2 separate regions of the Homo sapiens genome follow, and region 1 is linked to region 2. A link is a loop called in an ENCODE intact Hi-C map of the cell type or tissue named here. Cell type or tissue: Caco-2. All regions are shown on one strand.

Region 1 (8,000 bases), 120 kb before region 2:
GGATATTGTCCACAAAAGCACAATTTCAACTTCTCTTGCTTCATTCAGGAAAAAAGATCCCAGACATGGGATGTGTCATTGTGAAATGATTTCTTCACTCCCCCGTTAATGGTTTAGTTAATGCTTTTCTTTGACTAACGGAGAATTTTTTTTTTTTTTTTTTTTAAGACCGAGTTTCGCTCTGTCGTCCAGGCTGGAGTGCAGTGGCGCCATCTCGGCTCACTGCAAGCTCCGCCTCCCGGGTTCACGCCATTCTCCTGCCTCTGCCTCCCTAGTAGCTGGGACTACAGGCGCCCGCCACCGCGCCCGGCTAATTTTTTGTATTTTTAGTAGAGACGGGGTTTCACCGTGTTAGCCAGGATGGTCTCGATCTCCTGACCTCGTGATCCACCCGTCTCGGCCTCCCAAAGTGCTGGGATTACAGACGTGAGCCACCATGCCCGGCCAGACTAATGGAGAATTCTTTTGCCCCATCGATAAGCTCTTCAAAGTCAATGTAGAGCAGAGGAAGGGAAAGTCACTTCTTACACATTTCTGTGACTCATGCTTTTATTTCAGGCCTCTACTTGTGAGACTGACACTTGTGCCTATAACATGCTGTCCTCACACTTTAAGGAAAGCTGGAGGAGCAAAACACGTTGGCCATCTTTCAAGACATTATAAAACATACCAAGAAATCCCCAAACTTCCAGTGAATGATACTTTATAGATGCTCAACTTAAAATAAAAGGTTAATGTTGCTGTTTGTAACTGTGATCAATCAGTTAAATATGTGACAAAAATTAAGAAGAAAAAAATGCGGATGAAACATTGCAATTTATAGCTGGAAAACATGTCTGACCCTGTGAACCATAAAATGTCTCAATAGCATGTAACTTCTATTTTTTACCTGTATATAGTGAATGATTTCAGAATCTCCCTAATGAGTGATCTCATGGAAAGCCTCTCCAAAGTTCTACCAATTTTAGATTATTTCTATGTTAAGGCTATAGGACATTGAGATAAATTCTATATAGTATATTAGAAAGTACATGAGATTTTCAGTTGGATGCCCCTTACTTATAACTTTTTAAAAATTTTTTTTGGCCAGTTTCATGCTATGTTACTTAAATTATCTTAAGCTCCATTTTGTTGGCTATAAACCTGGGACAACTTATAGAGCTCTTTTTATAAGAATATTGTGTGAATTAAATAATATGATATACATAAACCTGTCAGGGTTACTTAGCTACCTGACATTTGTGAGGAAATCTTAAGGTTGGTTGATCTTCGAGTTGCTGTGGGAAGAAACCATCTTTTGGACTCAGATCTAAGAAAGGGATGGAATCCAATGGCCTTGGGCATTATCTGAAGAGTTCCATTGCTGTGCTGAATTTTCTTACAAATTGGTTATCATTTAGCATGCCTTTACTTCTCAAGTAGAACAAATTGTTCAAAGTTAAAATGTCGAACTTCTTGCAGCTGACCATTAGCTGCAAAGGATTTGCAAGAAAGACTGCATGCCGAACAAATGGGTATTTTCCAGAAAACTGAAATTGGCAATTGGAAGAAGTCTTGCATCTGACTCTAATTAAGGCTTTCTTTGTTTCAAAACTGGCTCTCACAATCACAGGAATGTGAAATGTGTCCCTTAAAATAGTTTACGATTTTAAAAAGCTAGATTCAAATTCAGCTATGTCCTTTTAGTAACTGATAAATGGTTGCACTTCCCCATCAAGTTTATTATTCATTTTTATGGCTTAACTTAACTTAGATCTTGGTTAAATACTTTTAGCTTAATATAATTTACAATCCACTTATTCAGAATACAGAATTAGATTGAAAGTGCTATTATGTTTCACTTAAAGCCTGTCTTTCTTAATCCTTCTGTTAATTTAATCTTCATGAATTTCATTTCGTTTGGATATTTGTCCCTACTCAAATCTCATGTTGAATTGTAATCCCCAGTGCTGGAGGTGGGGCCTGATGGGGGGTGTTTGGATCACGGAGTGGGTCTGTCGTGGCTTGGTGCTGTCTTGCTCGATAGTGAGTTCTCCTGAGATCTGGTCATTTAAAAGTGTGTGGCACCTCCCTCCCCCACTCTCTCTCTCTGATTCCCACTTTCACCGTGTGATGTGCCTGCTCCTGCATCGCCTTTCACCATGATTGGAATCTTCCTAAGGCCTCCCCAGAACCAGATGCCACGATGCCTTCTGTACAGCCTGCAGAACCATGAGCCAATTAAACCTTTTTTTTATTTTAATAAATTATGCAGTCTTAGGTTTTTTTAATAACAACACAAGAATGGCCTAATACATTCATGTATTAAAAAAGATAATGGCATTTCACAGAGGCCTTGTGTTTTCATGCCCCTGACAATCTTATAAATTCCAAAAAAGATAGGTTCACCTATTGATAGATTTAAATGAACTTCTTTCCTTTATCAACACTCTCCCTCAAATGGTGGCAACTATATTATGTTTTCTTTCATCTTGTTAGGATCAGCATTTCCTCCTTTTCCATATTTGCATTTCTCTCCATTTTTGAATGATGCAATTAATTACATTTTAAATAGTTAAGCAGTTCTTATGTTAAAAAAGGAAGGCTACTTCCCTTTTTTTTTAATCTTCCACAGCTGTCTACATTTCTTCTTTATAATGACTTGTTCAGAAAAGACAAGGGCAGAGGGAAAACCAGGCCCCTCGCAGGAGGAATTAGATAAAGAAGAACAGCTCAATAAGTCTGAGATCATAAATGGATTAGCACCTCTCTTAGGCATACCTAACACTGGGGCAAAAGATTTATTTCAGGGAAAAAAATTTATTTCTGATTTATATCAGAGAGAAGTGACTGATATATTTTATGTTAAAAGAGTTTGAGAAGACCTGAATAATCTACAGTGCATCATGGGTATTATAAAATTATGTACAGGTTATAAAACTATAAATAGGATGAGCAAAACCCTTAAGGTGTTACTAAGATATGACTGAGGGTACCCAACTAATATTTGCAGCCTAAATTCAGGTTGGATGTCAGACTGCATTGAAGGTGGTCTACACAATGTTAGAGGTAATTCTCTGACAGTGACTGGTTACATAACATTACTGTTAGCTTTCTGGGCTGCATATCAAAAGGCAAACATCTAGCATACCTACTCATAAGCTGTTTATTCTAATTTCTCTTTGACAAATTAATCACACTCCAAATTTATTGAAATGTTTGTTGAAACATTTCCTTCTAGAATTGTTCTTGAGGATTTGTGATTGTTAAGAGTTATGTCTACAATAGCTTCAAGTGATTAGATTAAAGATAATAGTGCAGTGTAACAGCTTTCTGAGTTAGACTAGATGTGGTAAGCATGTAATATTCTTATATCATTGGTGTGTAGTAAATTCTTTTTAGAAGAACTCATTTATGTAATAGCCATAAATTTTAAGATGCTCTGGAGGTGGATAAAAATGAATAAATTCCTATATTTGGGTAGTTAAAATTTTTCAAAACACTGTTACAAAAATAGTTTTCCCACTTTAAAAAATTAGGTCTCTTATAAACAGATCAGAAATGTTACTATGGCCTAATAAAAATGTTAAGCCTTTGACATAATTTTTTATGGAAGTACATTGTGTTATGTTTAAGATGTTAAAAAAAATTCTGCAGGAATTACCCATGTGAAGATGCTATGATACAATTTCTTTTATATTTGTATACTAGCTACTTTCAAAGTGCACATGAGTTGATTTACAGTAAAAGACACATATACAAGAAAAGGAGACAGCAACTGTATTTTGAGGGTAGAATTAGTGTTTCTGATATTAGGGGGTTGGGGAATGGGTCTGAGCTTCATGGCAACCAAAGCAAAAAAGATATATGGTAGGTCTTATAATTAATTTTCAAATAACAAGAGAAATAATCTTTGAAAGAATTTTTTCCTCATTCTATATCTAAAATATGTATATCACATAAGATCTTACATAGGAGACATGCAGCGTAATAGTTACATCTCTAAAAGATATTCAGTAGCAAACATACACTTTTTTTATGTCATTATAATCAAACTCAGCAGAAATTTTTCTACAAAGGGTTAAATTAATGGCTTTTTAGTGCAACTTAATTCAAGGACAGGAGTCAGAAAATGTAGACAAGCACATAGCAAGATGTCCTATCAGACAATGTCTCCATAAATGTAACTTCTCTCAGCTGGTCTTATGATGACAGCCAGAGAAGAAAGGTCAAGACCATGCTATTGAGGGGCTTAAGACAGCACCTAAACTGGTGCTGTCTCTGGTGCTGAGAGGAGATCCTCTCCCACGTCCACCTCTTTAGGGATCACTGCAATGGCTCCTTAACTGGCCTCCTTATACTCTCATCTGCATCAGTCCATTTTCCACATGACTATGAGTGCCTCAGATCCAAGTTGGATGGATTTTCATGTCCTGCTTAACATCGCTTAATGATCTTCCCTAGACTCCACAGTCAAAGGAGCCCTTTATGGCTCTCCCTTTCTCTCCAGTAGCACATCTCACCACTCCTCCTTACCTATCCCTTGAAATCGGGGCTCCAGCTACACAAAGTACTCTGTAGTTCCTAGAGAGGTGCATGCTATTCATTGCCTCCACACGTAAACTTCTTCTGCCTGGAAATACCTCATTTTATTGGTTTCCTTGGCAGAGCCCTCCTCTTCTTTATTCCTTCAAAGATGCACACGCTTCTGGAAGATGTCTGAAAGCTCTTCCACTTGTTTTCTATACAAGCGCATAACCCTCTGTATCTACTTATATCATAATTGTAGCACATTATGCCTAACTGTAGTCAGTTAGACATTATCACACAAATCGGACTACTTGAGTCATTGCTTTGCTAACCAGTATCCCAAGCTAGAATATCAACTGTCTGGATATGGACTCTTTATCTTCCCTCTGTACAGCCAGGCCCAATCAACACCCGGCACAGTATGTGCTTAGTGTATGTTTGAGAATTTAACTAATCTTTATTGCCTGAATTCCTAGGAGAGTGCTAAGACAGTTTCTGTCACATAACACATGCTCAAAAAATAAAACACTAGTTGCAAGAATGGAGATTGTTGATTGAGTGAGTGAAAGGATGCAACAGAAGTAAGTCTGATATTTTGATGTGAAAGTGGAAGATTCTAACCTAGTTTCACGATAGAAGAGAGAGCTAATTAGTGAGCAGACAAGGCCCCCAGATTCCTTAAAAACCTGAGTGTTCAGTTGAAACACCAGAGGGGATTACAATCTGCAGAGCAAAAAAGTTATTAAGCACCTCATGCACAAACAATCCCTGTCCTTACCCCTGCAGAATGACTTGTTTTTAGCAGCACTGATACATGTGATATTCATAAACAGATCTCTGAGCCCGATGTTTAAGAACAATAAAATTCAGAATATGTTTGGTTTTGACACAGCACTTCTAAAATCAGGTTTTGCTGTGTTTCTTGTCCATTTAGAAATGAATGACTGACATGTGTTTGACTGCAGAAAAAATGTAGTTTGTCAAGACTAGGGCTTCTTACACAAAGGAAGCTGCTTTCTGAGATGTGTCCACAACACCGGAATATCATGTTTCTATTTGGCATTCGTGGGGGAAGCCAGAGCAATCTTGAACTTGTGCTTTACCATTATTTAAATGCCACTTATTGAATTCCACATTGACTCAACTTCCCAGGTCATAAAAATCAAGTTTATAAAATTTGCAAACAATGAAATTAGATATTATATAAGAAATGACATTTTAAATCGAAAAACCATCTGCCCGGCCCAATGTTATATTAATAATAATGTTATTATTTAACTAATTTTGGAAATACCTAGGATATACATGTAGATGACTATGTGGGTGGGAAATTGAAAAAATATGCTTTTATTTTAATGTTTTTGTGCTTTACGAAAAATACAAAAATACAAGCTGATGTACATGTTACAAATATATGTAAGTATATTAATTGTAAGGTTGAATGTGGTCATTTCTACTTATAAAAAAGTCATTTATTAATATAAATTTATTGGAAAATAATATAGAACTAGAAGATAAATCAGTTTAACTGGGAAAATCAGGCATCAAATACTAAAACCAAGATTTACTGAAATACCTTTTTGTCTTAAAAAAAAAAAACTCCATAATTTGCATTCTTTCCTTTTACAATTTGACCATATGGAAGAAATCCAGGATTAATTGCTTGTTACAACGTTGATATAAAGGACATTTAATAATTTTCTGTGTGAGCGTGCCTTTTTCATAATAGCAGTTTCTTTGTTGGAAGCATGACAGATGACTGGCTAATGGCTGGTGGGAGAGAAGAGAATGTTAAGAGTAATGCCACATAGGGAAAGAAGCATGGCAGACAGAGTTCACCAGAAGAAAGACATGATGTAAGATTTAAATTCCAAAAGACTTTTATTGTTTTTGAATCATTTGTTACTTTCTTGGGTTGCACACAAAATATCCATGGTTATGTGAAATAGTTCCACAAATGTCTTATTCGTACTTAAAGATGAAAATTATTTATTTTTGGAGCCTAGACAGATTATATCCTTTTTCTGTTATTCCTACCGTGATTTGTAGGATAATTTTATGAAATTTATTTATTTCATTTTCTTTTTATTAGCCAATTGTAAGGTGGGGGTGGGGGGAAGTTCTTTTTTTTTTTTTTTTGAGACAGAGTCTCGCTCTGTCGCCTAGGCCGGAGTGCAGTGATGCGATCTCGGCTCACTGCAAGCTCCGCCTCCCGGGTTCACGCCATTCTCCTGCCTCAGCCTCCCGAGTAGCTGGGACTACAGGCACCCGCCACCATGCCCGGCTAATTTTTTGTATTTTTAGTGGAGGCGGGGTTTCACCATGTTAGCCAGGATGGTCTCGATCTCCTAACCTCATGATCCGCCCGCCTCTGCCTCCCAAAGTGCTGGGATTACAGGCGTGAGCCACCGCGCCCGGCTAATTTTTTGTATTTTGAGTAGAGACAGAGTTTCACCGTGTTAGCCAGGATCGTCTCTACCTCCTGACCTCGTGATTCGCCCGCCTCCGCCTCCGAAAGTGCTGGGATTACAGGCCTGAGCCACCGTGCCCGGCCGGTGGGGAGAAGTTCTAATTGTGAGACACTACAGATGGTGTATTTAAATGTAGGCATATATTAAAATGATGTTACAGTGGTATGACTTTTTTAATTTGGCAAGCTCAGATTTCACTTAAGTTACATTCTTGGTGACATGGTATAGGGCAGGCAGCAGTTCAGAGCACACACCAGAGAGTGAAGCTGCCTTGGGTGTATGCCTAGCACTATCTGTTATAGTCTGTAAAATCTTGGACAATAAACTTAGTCTTTCTGGGTCTCAAATTCATTTATAACATTAGGATGATGTCAGTCATTTCTAAACTCACAGGGCTGTTATGAAACTAGATGTATTAATGTATTAAAAGCAGCTAGAATACTGTATGGCTCATAGTAAGTGCTATATTGCTAACTATTTTTATGATTAAATGCTAGAACTGACCTCACCTGTACAAAGACCATTCTGGTACATTCAGACAATTTCGGGGTGGGAAAACATCCACAACTCTTCGTGCTCCTGGTAAACGATGATTACACAATTTCTAAGGAATGCCATGAAATAATAAGTCACCAGTGTAGATTTAGGTCTAGGGAAGAAGAAGAGGTATACTTAACAGGAAAAGAGAGAGAAGAGAAAATGAATAAAGAAAATTCATGTGACTCTTGGAAAGAAATTAAAGATTCATTCAAGCAACTTAAAAGAGTGACAGAGAATGAAAAAGTAGAAAATAAACTTAATCAGAGCTGAATTATTCATTTCTCCTTTAGTGAGAGAGACCTGTGGGTGAACAAGGAGGCTATAGACATGGAATGTACCCCTTTTTCTGTTAGTCAACGGATCTTTTCTAGAAAGGCAGCAGCACATGGAGAAAGACTCTATGGCATTGGGGGGAATGATGGTGAAACTCTCTGATTTCCTCTGCTGGAGGGTTTCTATAGATCATCGACAGGGTGGAGA
Region 2 (8,000 bases):
ATGTGCTAGGACTTTTTTTACATATAGCCTCATACCTGTTCTTCACCATATCCATTGCTTTTCTCAGTTTTACAGAAAGGAAACTGAGGTTCAGGGTGGTTAAAATGAACTTGTCAATATCACAAAGCTAGCAAGCGGCAAGGCTGAATCTGAAATATAGGCCTTCCTGGCTTAACAGTCTGATCAATTTCTATCACACCACCCTCCACTTGTTGAAAAGATCAGCTTCATGATTCCAATTGGGGTTGTGTGATGGAGGGAGTGCCATCCTGCACATGGATCACTTAATCGATTCACCTGATAAAATGTACGCTAACATGCTAAACTTGGTGGTGCCCAGCTAGTTAGAAATTTCATTCTATCTAGAACAGCAATGGATAGAAGGGTACAATTAAGAGAAATACTCCAGTCCAAATAAGAGAAATACTCTTTGTTTTTAGTTATGCTTTAGCATGTAGGGAAAATATTCCTTATCTAGACTTGTTTTATGAAATCAAGACCACATTTGAGACTTTCTTGGTAGTCAAAGTGTTAGCAACCATCAATCAGAAATGAAAAAAATGAATTCTACACCCAAGTTTGGGAGAACAAATTCAGTGTTTAGTATTTCTGGTCCCAAGAGAGTTTGGCTGAGAAAAAGTTAGATCTATTGAACAATCTCAATTTATGTGTCCTAGGTTTTAATTCAAATGAGAATATGTCAGATCAGGACAGGAGAAGAATGACTCAGAATTATGTAGGAGATCGGTAAAATGGCCTTTGATTTTTCTGACGCCTCTTGTGGGAACAGCTCTGATTTTAATATGCCGGGTGGAATGATATTAAACATTACCAGACCAACTTTATACTAGCTACACTGTACCATGCCTGGGGAGAGAACAGAGAACTCATTAAATAAATGAAGATGCAAGTTCACATCCAGACATTATCTATCATTACTTTTAGACCTAACAGATTCATTATCTTCAGTACTGCTTGGAGTATTATTTTTCTAGATAGTTTGCTACACTATCAGGAAAATCTGGTAGAGGAAAACTGATACAACTTAATGAAATAGCCAGCAAAGGGGATATCTGTAGTTTGCCAAGTGTCTATAAATTTATGTTGTCTTTTCTTTTTTCTCCAAATGAAACATTGCCTGTCAATCAATTAAAGGTATTTACTGAGCTCTTATTCTATGGCCACATTACTGTAGGTGAAAAATGCAGATTCAAAGAAAATGGTAGGACCGGTACCTGAATTCAGAATTTATTTTAATTTTTAAGTTTTATAAAAGAAATATATCGTAAAGCTCAAGTATGTTCTAAGGCCAAGATTTTCAAATACTTATTAAAATTATTGAGGAATCCAAATAACTTTTTCTTATGTACTTAATATCTGTCAGTGTTTACCATGTTAGAAATTAAAATTGAGACGTTCAAAAATATTTATTCATCGGTTTCAAACAGCAAAAACAAATCTATTATATATTAACATAAATAGTAGGTTTTGTGAAAAATGTTTCTACAACAAAAAAAATGAGAAAATTGGCCTTGTTCTACATTTTTGCAAAGCTCATTAATGTCTGGTTTAGAAAAGACAGCTGGAGTCTTATATCTGCTTCAGCACTTAATCTCTTGCAATATCATGTCATGTAGCCTCTGGAATATTTTACTGTACTCTCATGAGAAAATCAGTATAAAATGGAAAATAATATCTTAGTATTAGTATGAAATAGTTTTGACCTAATAGATCCCAAAAAGGGTTTCAGGGACCTCCTGCATAGATCACATTTTAAAAAACCCTGTTTTAGGATAATATGATGAGTAGAAGTGATAACTCAGTATTACCCTTTCAATATAAAATTGAAAAATGCAGGCATTCGGATGAGATAGTATTTATTGAGATCTGCTTTTTAAAAGCTGATGTTAAAATATTGATCCAGAGTTAGCAAAATGAATACAAGTTGAAGGAGATTTAAGTAAATTTCACATTGCTGTATACAAGAAGATTCATGTAAACACATGTATGCTTTTTTGTCTATTTTGTTAAATTTTAAACTCTATCAGCAAAAGACAATTATTTGCATTCTAATTTTTATGTTTTCCTGCACAATACTGTTTCAACTTTAGAAGGTAGCTACTAGCCATTCTTATTATATGGTTTATTTATTTACTCTACTTTTGTGTAGACATCTGTTTTTAAAGTTAGCTATCTGAAAAAGTCATCTTTTCAGTTAGGTAACACTAGCAATCAGAACCACCCACAATTTGGAGTGAAACACCACTTTAGAGGAGAATGAATCCAGTGGACAGAATGGCTTATATTACTGCAAGAATAGCTGACTAAATGTCAACTGAATAGTCCAAGTTATCCAAAAGAAGAAAATATTAACAAAAAAATATTTTTGGCTCACCATATAAAAGGCCCATTATGCTTTACTACTACTACCAATAAGTAAAGATTAAATTTGTTTATGCTATACCAGAGATCTGACACTATAAAGTAATTTTAATCATGATTAATTTTATGGCTTTTTGAAGAATCAAAAATCCTTATACAGGGGCATAATAGGTCACTTCATATTTTTCCACCTGAAATCTAGGAATAAACTGACAGATTCCATATCTTCTACTCCCCAGTTTTCCTCATTTGTTGCTTACAATATTCAGAATTTAAAATGATAAATGAAAAAATATGCTTTGATGGAATTGAGAGAAACAAGGACTGTTGTTATTTAAGGAATGCAAAGGCTCAAAAGTGAATATTCTTCTTTTTCTCTATATTTTACTTCTTCCTTTACCAACCTGATAAAACCCTCACATTTTGGGAAGAATGTATTTAGTTCTAAAAACAGGCTTTGCAACGGCTAAAGGACTGCTTATTTTGTGGATGGTCCTTCTGTACAAAGAACTGTGTGTTACTACTAGTAACACAATAGTCCAGCAGGTAATAGAAAACTCATCAATAGAAGGAAAGAAAATGGCAGTAGAACTGGAAGATAATCTGCATTTTATGTCAAGTGCAAAGGCAGCCCTGTTCAGCTATGGTGTTTAGACCCCTGAATTGCATCTGGTGGTACGTCTATGGCTTCATATACACATAGGTTGGACCTCCTTTTTTATCTTGTATTTGAAATATTTATATTAACAAAGAAAAGAAATGTGAAAAATAACTAGCTTAAAGCTGTCTAGAAAGATGTCTCCTTTCTTCCTTTCCTTTAAATTGCATTTCCTGGAACACCTGAGAAATCCAGTAACTATGTATCCACACCATAGAGCCAGGAATGAGCGTTACAGAGAATGATGATGTCTTGAGTTTATTATAGCCCAACTCCAAGAAATCTAAACTTCATCCATTCTTTAGATTATAGATGACATTTCAAACTCACAGCCATAGAACAGAGAGTGTGTTCACAACTGCACGGAATTGCTTGTTATGATGATGGAATTCTTTACATCTTAAAAGACGATAAAAGTTGCCTAATTCGTGTATGATACAATAAACTTATTTGCTGACATAGCAAGTCTTACATAATAACCATGCTAATGATAGGGGAGTGCTGGGAAGGAAAGAGCATGGTCCCTTTAAATTATATGGAAGGGGGAAGGGAAGTGCTGGGTAAGAGAAAGGCGGGTCCCTGGCTAGGGCTCCACCCCCACGGGCCTAGGTGAAGACAGCCACTCCTGCTTTCCTGCCCAAATGTTGCATTTTCTAGGACTACCCTGGCCCACCATGCCCCCATCTTGATAAAAACCCGAGACCCTAGTGGGCAGACACACAGAAGCAGCTAGATGTGGAGAGGAACACATCCGGGGAAGAAGACACAAGTGGCTGGTCATTGAGAGCACGCCAGCAGACGAGCACGCTGATGGGCACCTGCAGGCCATCGACCAGCGGAAGGACATGGAGTTTGGCTGGAGCAGTCAGAGAAAAGTCCAGCCACTTGGTCCAGGGGAAAACCATCTCCCATCTGGCTCCCACATGTGCTGAGAGGTACTTCTACTCAATAAAACCTTGCACTCATTCTCCAAGCCCACATGTGATCTGATTCTTCCAGTACACCAAAGCAAGAAATCCTAGGATACAGAAATCCCCCTGTCCTTGTGATACGGAAGGGGGTCTAACTGAGCTGGTTGACACAAGCCGCCTATAGATGGCCAACTAAGAGAGTACCCTGTAACACACACCCACCGATGCTTCAGCTGTAAACACTCACCCCAAGACACTGACGTGGGGTCGGAGCCTCACAGCCTGCCGTCTGTATGCTCCCCTAGAGGTTTGAGAAGTGGGCAATGAAGAAGCAAGCCAGTCACCCTGTTGCACGCCCTCCAAGGGGGACAAGGGAACCTTTCCTGTTTCACTAACATTCTTCACAAACAGATTTTGAAAAACATCCATTCAGCTAAAATGCATATATCCTTATGCTAAGAAGGTGGCAAGATATTTTGAAATAAAAATTTAAAAAACAATGATTATATTTTAATCATTGTGTTACTTTAAAGCACCGATTAACAAAGCTTTGCCAGGTTGAATCACTCATCTTTGACTGAATTTCCATTTTCAAGCTGTTTCTCACTGAACTTTGTAACTTCACATGACTCACAGACTTCAAAAGCCGCCTTCATAATTGCTTTTCTCTCCAATACATTATATATGTACATTACATATAAAATGTCAAGAAACAGATATTAAAGGACAAGATTTGAAGATCTGAAGTGAAGAAAATGAATCAGTTAGTGATATTGCACAGATTATCTAGTTTGATTTACATAGATTTTTTTCAATGTGATTTTTGTGATTGCTTTCAATGAGATCCATACCTGCCAGTCCTGGGTGACCTTTCTCTCTTTTTCTTTGTGTGGGAGCCTCAGCTTCTCTAGCACACAAAGGTTGTGTGAGGCCCACAGAGTGTGGAATGCTTTGGATAATGGGAGAGCAGTCTAATCAATTCGCTACTGATAGGATGAAAGGGAGACTAGAGAGGCTGCTTTTGAAGTTGTCTCCTTTGTGGATCTGAGTCATCCACAGCTGTAGGATTCCAGTCTGTTTGTTTTAAGTCTTAAAGGAGGAGCAGGAACACCAAGTTTTACATACCATGTTTATGTTCTTCTGCCAGTTTGAGTCCTATAGAGCAAAGACAAATCTCGGCGTGGCATTTTTAGCTCTAAGCCAAATGTTCAGACGCCCACATGCCTTAACTTAGTAGGCAGGAGAAGGAACACACCTTATATGTGAAATTGCACAAGATAACATTTATCATCCAAAATAAAACTGGTGTTGCCTTCCTGTTCCAGCTTACCCACCATTGGGAAAATAATGAATTTTCTGGAGATAAATAAGCTCCTTTGCTTGCTTGCTTTCTATTTCCCTCTGTCTCTTTCTTCCTCTTCTTTTTTTTTCTTCCTACCCAAGGTGAAAAAATGTGGCTCTAAATTTTCACAAGTAATGTTTAGGGCAATGACTACCTTTGTTTTCTGTTTTCCTCTTTGTGTAAATTGGCCAGACTATAAAACCACAAAGGTCTTAAGGAAATAGAATCTGAACTCTTGAGTTTAGGATTTAGCCCTGCCTCCTTACTGTGTGAGAAGCTTACCCTGCAGCAGTTTCCACAGGGTTTCATTTCTTCTACCTTCCTAAAGTGAATTGTCTTCCTTTAAGGAGAGATATTTACAAATATATTTTGCCCCCTTTTTAGGGATTTAAAAATTATTTCTTGATTTGAGTTTCTGTGTAATAAAAAGATACCTTCTAATATTAAAAAAAATTATTTACAAATAGCCAAATAGTATGTTTAAATTTATTTTTAAAAAATATTTATGTAGAATATTTTAAAGAAATATTTTAAAGAAGTATTCAATATTAAATATTCACGCAGAATATTAATATTTTTGGCAAATTAATTTAAAGATTACTTGCTTTGTTATGTTTGAATTAAGGATTGACTGTATGTTAAAATTTACACTGAGTTGAAATATGTGTTAGGGTATGAAAAAATGATTCAGTGAGCTAGTATTTGTAATTCTTGCATTTTGCACTTAAATTCATTTTTAAAATAATTTCTTGATTTTTATTTGTAAATGAAAAGATAAAAAATGCTAAGGCTACTTTCCAGTTCTTGCAAATCCAAATAACACATTCTGGGCAAGGATAGAATAGTTTTTCAATAAATGAAAGACTAAAATGAATACAGTACTTTTGTACTCTCCTATGTTTTTGAAATACAAGAAATAACTAAGAAATAAGCTAAATAAGAAAATTGGTGAGATGAATGCAAATTATGAATCTGATAAATCAGGAGACACACTTGCAAAATTATTATTTGTATCTGCCCCATTAATTTGCACTTCAATATCAATGTTTCTTACGTCCGCAAGCAATGGTCTACCTTGGGTGGAAAGTTCACAATATATGACTTGGATTAAAACAATTCAAAACTGTTTTGTTCAAAATCACCATGGAAGGCCATCTATTTCAGCTCAGCCACTGAGGGCCTGAGTCAGGAACAAACACATGTGGCCTCTTCTAAGATCTTACACATATTCACTCCAGAGCCACTCAGGTGCTCAGTGCAGCTATTTCAAATGGGAACGGACATAAATGAATAATTGTAGTTGATTTAAAATACATATATATCAACAGATCTAATTTCTTCTGGTACAGTTTTAGTCTTGAAGTTCTGGATTATCTTTCTAAACTTCCTGTGAAGTCTTACTCAGGCAGTGCTAAGGTAGGAATTATGATACTTATGATACATTTGTCACCTAAAGTTTTGTCTTGCTTTTTAAAAGCTGTGGTTTGGATGAAAACAACAGGATTTTCTTGCTCCCTAGATGTAGGTATGTATCATAGATATTTTGTTTTTTGGATTAAGTAGCTGCTTTCACTGTGAAAATTTAAAAAAAAATCTCTCAAACCACAAACAACCCCCACCACAAAAAAAACACAATTTTCTTATTTTCTAGACACAGAGATAGTTTTAATTTTGATGTATATCTACTTATTCATTAATTATTAAATAATATTTTACAAAAAATTGGGTTATTAATATCAATATGGTTGGCAAGGTGGTTGATTTCACGTGTTTCCATACCACATGATTAAAGTGATTATTAGTCTACACGATGTTTCCGTTTGCATTTTTTCAGTTGTACTATTTTCATGATATAGCTATACCATATTTTTATAAGCCTTTTAAGTTGGATATTTAGGTTGATTTTTCTTGTTTTTCTTTTTTTATAAATAAACCTGTAATAAATATCCTTATGGATATAGATCTACATATTCTTCTCATTATTTGTGTTTTTTTTTTTGAAAATGGGATTATTTGATCAAAAGTAATTCACATTTAAAATTTTTTTCACATGAAATGTGGTTGAGGGATTTGGGTTCAGAAATGACATGATTGAACTTAGCATTCTGACTAATCTTAGGACTAATCTTAAATCTAATCCCAAAACTAGCATTATTTGGGATAAGAGCAGAAGCAGAGAGTCCAGTTAGGAGACCATTGCAATACCATGGAAAGAAATGATGCAAGTAGGACACAAGTAATAGCGCTGAAAATAATGAAATTTGGTCAAATCCTGAAGCTAAAGCTGATAGGATTTACTGAAAGATTGTAAGAGGGAGTGAGAGGAAGAAATAGTGAAAGATGACTCCAAGGGATTTTTTTGTATTTGAGTAGAATGTGCAGTTACCATTAACTAGATGAGAAAGACAATGAGGAGCATGTTTGAGGAAAGATGTCAGAACTTTGGTGTTGGACATGATAAATAGAGAAAAGTCGGGCATAGAGAAATACTTTTGCGAGCCATTAACATTCCATTAGCTATTGCTGTGTAAGAAACAACCATAGAATCTCAGTGGAATGTGACGATACGATTTTATTTCTCGCGTGTCTGCTAGTTGACTTATGATTGGCTCTTCTAGACTGGCCTTAGCTAGGCAGCTGTGCTTAAGCTAAGGGTTGCACTGGACGTCGCTACTCTCTACGATCTGGGTTTTAGTCCTCTCCACCT

The links. Peaks named below come from ENCODE experiments on the same cell type or tissue, not always from the same donor. Only the 100,000 strongest peaks of a DNase experiment are listed, where the experiment ranks them.
Region 1: a loop joins it to region 2, with 5 times the contacts of the local background. A loop is called at or near these places in 1 of 110 quality-filtered maps.

What each region holds. Positions count from the first base shown.
Region 1 is chr7:12,893,926-12,901,925 of GRCh38, forward strand. No RefSeq gene overlaps it. Among named protein-coding and RNA genes, the nearest start is that of ARL4A, 210 kb to the left of the region's middle. In Caco-2, no CTCF peak of the experiment used is centred here; a DNase peak (open chromatin) is centred at 4,916.
Region 2 is chr7:13,012,600-13,020,599 of GRCh38, forward strand. The region is part of intron 1 of LOC105375158 (a long non-coding RNA gene); the gene reads left to right. Among named protein-coding and RNA genes, the nearest start is that of ARL4A, 330 kb to the left of the region's middle. RefSeq lists enhancers at 4,018-5,217, 4,527-5,142. In Caco-2, no CTCF peak of the experiment used is centred here; DNase peaks (open chromatin) are centred at 3,702, 4,212 and 4,902; H3K4me3 peaks cover 1,824 bases.